Linked DNA regions of Homo sapiens: region 2 is linked to region 1. Evidence: read pairs that join two places in POLR2A ChIA-PET (ENCODE). Cell type or tissue: IMR-90. All regions are shown on one strand.

Region 1 (2,500 bases):
TTGCTTAAAATTTTCTAAATGATTATCTTAGTCCATTTGGTCTGCTATAATAAAACACCATGACTGGGTGGCTTCTAAAGAGCAGAAATGAATTTCTTTCAGTTCTGGATGCTGGGAAGTCCAAAATCAAGGTACAATCAGCTTTGGCGTCTAGTGAGGACCCATTTCTTATTTTATAACCAGCCATCTTCTCACTGTGTCCTCATATGGCAACAGAGGCAAGGCAGCCCTCTGGGGCCTCTTTTATTTTATATTTAAACATATTTTAACTTTTAGGTTAAGGGGTACATGTGCAGGTTTGTTATATAGATAAACTTATGACTTAGGGGCTTGGTGTACAGATTATATCCTCACCTGGGTATTAAGCATATTACCCAGCAGTTTTGTTTTTTTTCTAAACCTCTCCCTCCTTCCATCCTCCACCCTCAAGTAGGTCCCAGCGTTGTGCTGTTCCCCTTTCTCTGTCCATGTGTTCTCATTTAGCTCCCACTTATAAGTGAGAACATGTGGTATTTGGTTTTCTGTTCTTGCATTAGTTTGCTGAGAATAAGGACCTCCAGCTGCATCCATGTTCCTACAAAGGACATGATCTTGTTGTTTTGTATGGCTGCATAGTATTCCATGGTGTATATGTACCACATATTCTTCATCCAGTCTACCGTTGATGGGCATTTAGGTTGATTCCATATCTTTGCTATTGTGAATAGCGCTGCAGTGAACGTATGCATGCATGTGTCTTTATAGTAGAACAGTTTGTATTCTTTGGGTATATACCTAGTAATGGGATTGCTGGGTCAAATGATAGTTCTGTTTTTAGTTATTTGAGGAATTGTCACACCACTTTCCACAGTACACCACTTTTCACAATGGGTGAACTAATTTGCACTCCCACCAGCAGTGTGTAAGTGTTCCCTTTGCTCCACAACCTCACCAGCATCTGGTGGGGTTTTTTTTGTTTTGTTTTGTTTTTTACTTTTTAATAACATGGGACCTCTTTTATAAGGGCACTAACCTCATTCATGAGCACGTATCTCCAAACGCCATCACACTGGGCGTTAGGTTTGAACATGTGACCTTGGGAGGGCACTCAGCCATTCAGTCTACAGCAGTGACTTCAGAAAACCACACGTAAGGAAGCTTGCTAAAGGATGGGCATTATTTAAACCAACAACTTCATTATTAAATTAAAACTAACTGCATCCTGGCCTACCTGCTGTACATAATTTTTTTAAATAGACAGGTATTACTAAGTCTTTGTAACCAAGTATATACAATGTGTGTGTGTGTGTGTGTGTGTGTGTGTGTGTGTGTGTGTGTGTGTGTGTGTGTAATTTAGTTTAGACATATATGAGAAGCCCAAACGTGTATTGCTAGCCACTGAATTCCTAGCTAGGAAGATGGGGTTGAGTCAGACAACAGGCTGAGTCATTCATTGATTTGGCCAGAAGCCAACCACCAAAGGCTGTTACTGCTGAACAGGGATCTTGAGCAGAGATTGGGAGCTCCTGGTTTATGATCATGTCTTTTTCCAAGTTACAAATTGGATATGTTGTGTGTACATATATAGATAGTTTTTTATCCTGATACTTGGAACATGTCTGTGAAACACTGTAAACCCTCTCTCCAGTGTCATCCTAATGGGAGAAAATGTATAGAAGGGTCACCTGGGCCCTTAAAGGGAAAGCATCCGTGTGACAGTTCTACATCTTCTAAATATCTGAATGCAGGAGAGACAGCTCTCGTTAGCTAAAAGAGCTAGGGAAGGGACATTCAATCTGGATAGATCTAAACTGGAGTGTGCTCAGGAGGCTGAGGTGATATCATCATCTGCATCTGGACCCAGTGTTGCCTGTATCAGAGAGGCAGTGCCTGGGCAGGCAGGGGGGAAGCATGCCAAGGCCAGGTGTGAGGATGGCCCCTGACCCAGGGATGCTCTGTCCTTTCAGCCCCAGTGTTGACAAGAGGCTTGCTAGTGAACCGCAGGCCTGCAGAGTTTAGTCTGACATTGGCACTCTGAGCTTTGACACCCAGAAGCTCAGTGACTCACTGACTTTTGCAGGGAGCTCTGGCACAGGGTGACGCCAGCAGCCTCATGGATGGTACACCCAGCTCCCTGGCCTCAGTGCTTCCTTGGTTTATTCTATTCTATTCTATTCTATTCTATTCTATTCTATTCTATTCTATTCTATTCTATTCTATTATTTTATTTTATTTTATATTGAGATAGGATCTCGCTCTGTCACCCAGGCTAGAGTGCAGTGGTGCAATCTTGGCTCACTGCAACCTCTGCCTCCTGGGTTCAAGAGTTTCTCATGCCTCAGCCTCCCAAGTAGCTGGGACTACAGGCATGCACCACCTGGCTAATTTTTGTATTTTTAGTAAAGATGGGGTTTCACCATTGTTGGCCAGGCTGGTCTCAAACTCCTGGCCTCAACTGATCCACCCACCTCAGCCTCCCAAAGTGGTGAGATTACAGGCGTGAGCCACTGTGCCCGGCCCC
Region 2 (2,500 bases), 320 kb after region 1:
CAATATGTACGTATTCACAGTGTAGTTACCAAAATCAGAAAATTTAGAAGTGACAGAAATTACAGTTTATAGGGCCGGGCACAGTGGCTCACGCCTGTAATCCCAGCACTTTGGGAGGCCGAGGCGGGTGGATCACGAGGTCAGGAGTTCGAGACCAGCCTGGCCAACATGGTGAAACTCCGTCTCTACTAAAAATACAAAAATTAGCTGGGTATAGAGGCATGCGGCTGTAATCCTAGATACTCAGGAGGCTGAGGCAGGAGAATCGCTTGAACCCAGCAGGCGAAAGTTGCTGTGAGCCGAGATCGCGCCATTGCACTCCGGCCTGGGCAACAGGGCGAGACTCCGTCTCAAAAAAAAGAAAAAAGAAATTACAGTTTATATTCCAATTTTGCCAGTTGTTCTAATAATATCTTTTATAATTGTTTCCTCCTCCAGACTAGAATCCAGCTCGTGACTTATCATCTGTTGCATTTATTTTGTAGAATATTTTCCTTTTTTTTTTTTTGAGACGGAGTTTCTGTTGCCCAGGTTGAAGTGCAATGGCATGATCTCGGCTCACTGCAACCTCCACCTCCCAGGTTCAAGCGATTCAGCTGCCTCAGCTTCCCAAATAGCTGGGATTATAGGTGCCTGCCACCCACGCCTGGCTAATTTTTTTTTTTTTTTTTTTTTTGAGACAGAATCTCGCTCTGTTATCAGGCTGGAGTGCAATGGCACGATCTTGGCTCACTGCAACCTCTGCCTCCCGGGTTCAAGCGATTCTTCTGCCTCAGGCTCCCGAGTAGCTGGGATTACAGGCGCCTGCCACCACATCCAGCTAATTTTTTGTAATTGTAGTAGAGACAGGGTTTCACTGTGTTGCCCAGGCTGGTCTCCAACTCCCGACCTCAGGCGATCCTCCTGCCTTGGCCTCCCAAAGTGCTGGGATTACAGGCATGAGCCACCGTGCCCGGCCAATAGAATATTTTTCAATTTAGGTTTATCTACTCTTTCCTCATGATTAGATTCAGGTTATGCACCCACAGCCGAAATAGTACGTGAGTGATGTTGTGTCCTCAGAGGTCACATCTGGAGGTGTACGATATTCATTGGAAGATGAGTAATTTTGGTCACTTGGTCATGGTAGTCCACTGCCTGGTGTCTCCAATAGACAATCTGTGGCTAGACACTTGGAGATCTTTCAAATGTCTTGTTCCTTGTCAAATTTCCCCCATAAATTTCTCAGCCATTCATGATTCCTGACTGCACCAGTTTTGACTCTGCTAAGTGCAAAGTGGTAATTATGCAAAGTGGTAATTTCCCACCCCCACCACTTTTTCCACAATTACCAACCTGCATTCTACTGTAAGGAAGAGCCCTCCCTTCTTTTTTTTTTTCCGAGATGGAGTCTCGCTCTGTCACCCAGGCTGGAGAGCAATGGCGCAATCTTGGCTCACTGCAACCTCTGCCTCCCAGGTTTAAGCGATTCTCCTGCCTCAGCCTCCTGGGTAGCAGGGATTATAGGTGCCCGCCACCACGCCCAGCTAATTTTTGTATTTTTAGTAGAGACAGGGTTTCACCATGTTGGTCAGGCTTGTCTCAAACTCCTGACCTGGTGATCTGCCTGCCTCGGCCTCCCAAAGTGCTGGGATTACAGGTGTGAGCCACTGTGCCCGCCTGAGCCCTCCCTTCTTAACTGCTTATCTATCCGTTCATTATCCGTGTCTCATGGATTCTTTTTTTGGCTTTGTTTTTAATAGACAATTTGTAGAGCAATTTTAGAATTACAGAAAAACTGAACATAAAGTACAGAGAGTTTCTAAGTACTCCCTCCCTCTTTCCCCCAGTCTTGCATTATTGTGACACATTTGTTAACAATTGATGAGCCAATATTGATACATTATTAATTAAAATCCATGATTTACGTTAGAATTCAAGCTTTGTGTTGTACATTCGGTGGAACTGACAAATGTACGATAGCATATATCTACCCTTACAGGATCATTCAAGGTAGTTTCACTGTCTAAAAAATCCCCTGGGCTCCACCTGTTCATCCCCACCCCCAACACCCACTTCTTGGCAACTACTGATGTTTTTACTGTCTATATAGTTTTGGCATTTTCAAAATGTCATATAGTTGGAATTATAGCGTATGTAGCCTTTTCAGACTGTCTTCTTTCACTTAGCAATATACATTTAAGGTTCCACTGTGCCTTTTTTCTTTCTTCCCTTTCCCTTTCTCCTTTCCCTTTTTCTTTTTCTTTCTTTTCTTTCCCTCCTTTTTTTTTTTTTTTTGAGACGGAGTCTCGCTCTTGTCGTCAGGCTAGAGTACAGTGGCATTATCTCGGCTCACTGCAACCTCTGCCTCCCAGGTTCAAGAGATTCTCCTGCCTCAGCCTCCTGAGTAGCTGGGACTACAGGCACGTGCCACCGCGCCCGGCTAATTATTTTGTATTTTTAGTAGAGACGAGGTTTCACCGTGTTAGCCAGGATGGTCTTGATCTCTTGACCTCGTGAT

Evidence for each region. ChIA-PET counts read pairs that join two places held together with the same protein. Peaks named below come from ENCODE experiments on the same cell type or tissue, not always from the same donor. Only the 100,000 strongest peaks of a DNase experiment are listed, where the experiment ranks them.
Region 2: POLR2A ChIA-PET joins it to region 1 with 5 read pairs; 2 of 35 experiments call an interaction of 5 or more read pairs at or near these places.

The regions. Positions count from the first base shown.
Region 1 is chr6:149,846,654-149,849,153 of GRCh38, reverse strand. All of the region lies in intron 2 of LRP11 (LDL receptor related protein 11), which reads left to right. All of the region lies in intron 10 of RAET1E-LRP11 (RAET1E-LRP11 readthrough), which reads left to right. Among named protein-coding and RNA genes, the nearest start is that of RAET1E-AS1, 16 kb to the left of the region's middle. In IMR-90, no CTCF peak of the experiment used is centred here; a DNase peak (open chromatin) is centred at 1,413; H3K27ac peaks cover 965 bases.
Region 2 is chr6:149,529,540-149,532,039 of GRCh38, reverse strand. The region is part of intron 7 of PPIL4 (peptidylprolyl isomerase like 4); the gene reads left to right. Among named protein-coding and RNA genes, the nearest start is that of PPIL4, 15 kb to the left of the region's middle. In IMR-90, no CTCF peak of the experiment used is centred here; no DNase peak of the experiment used is centred here.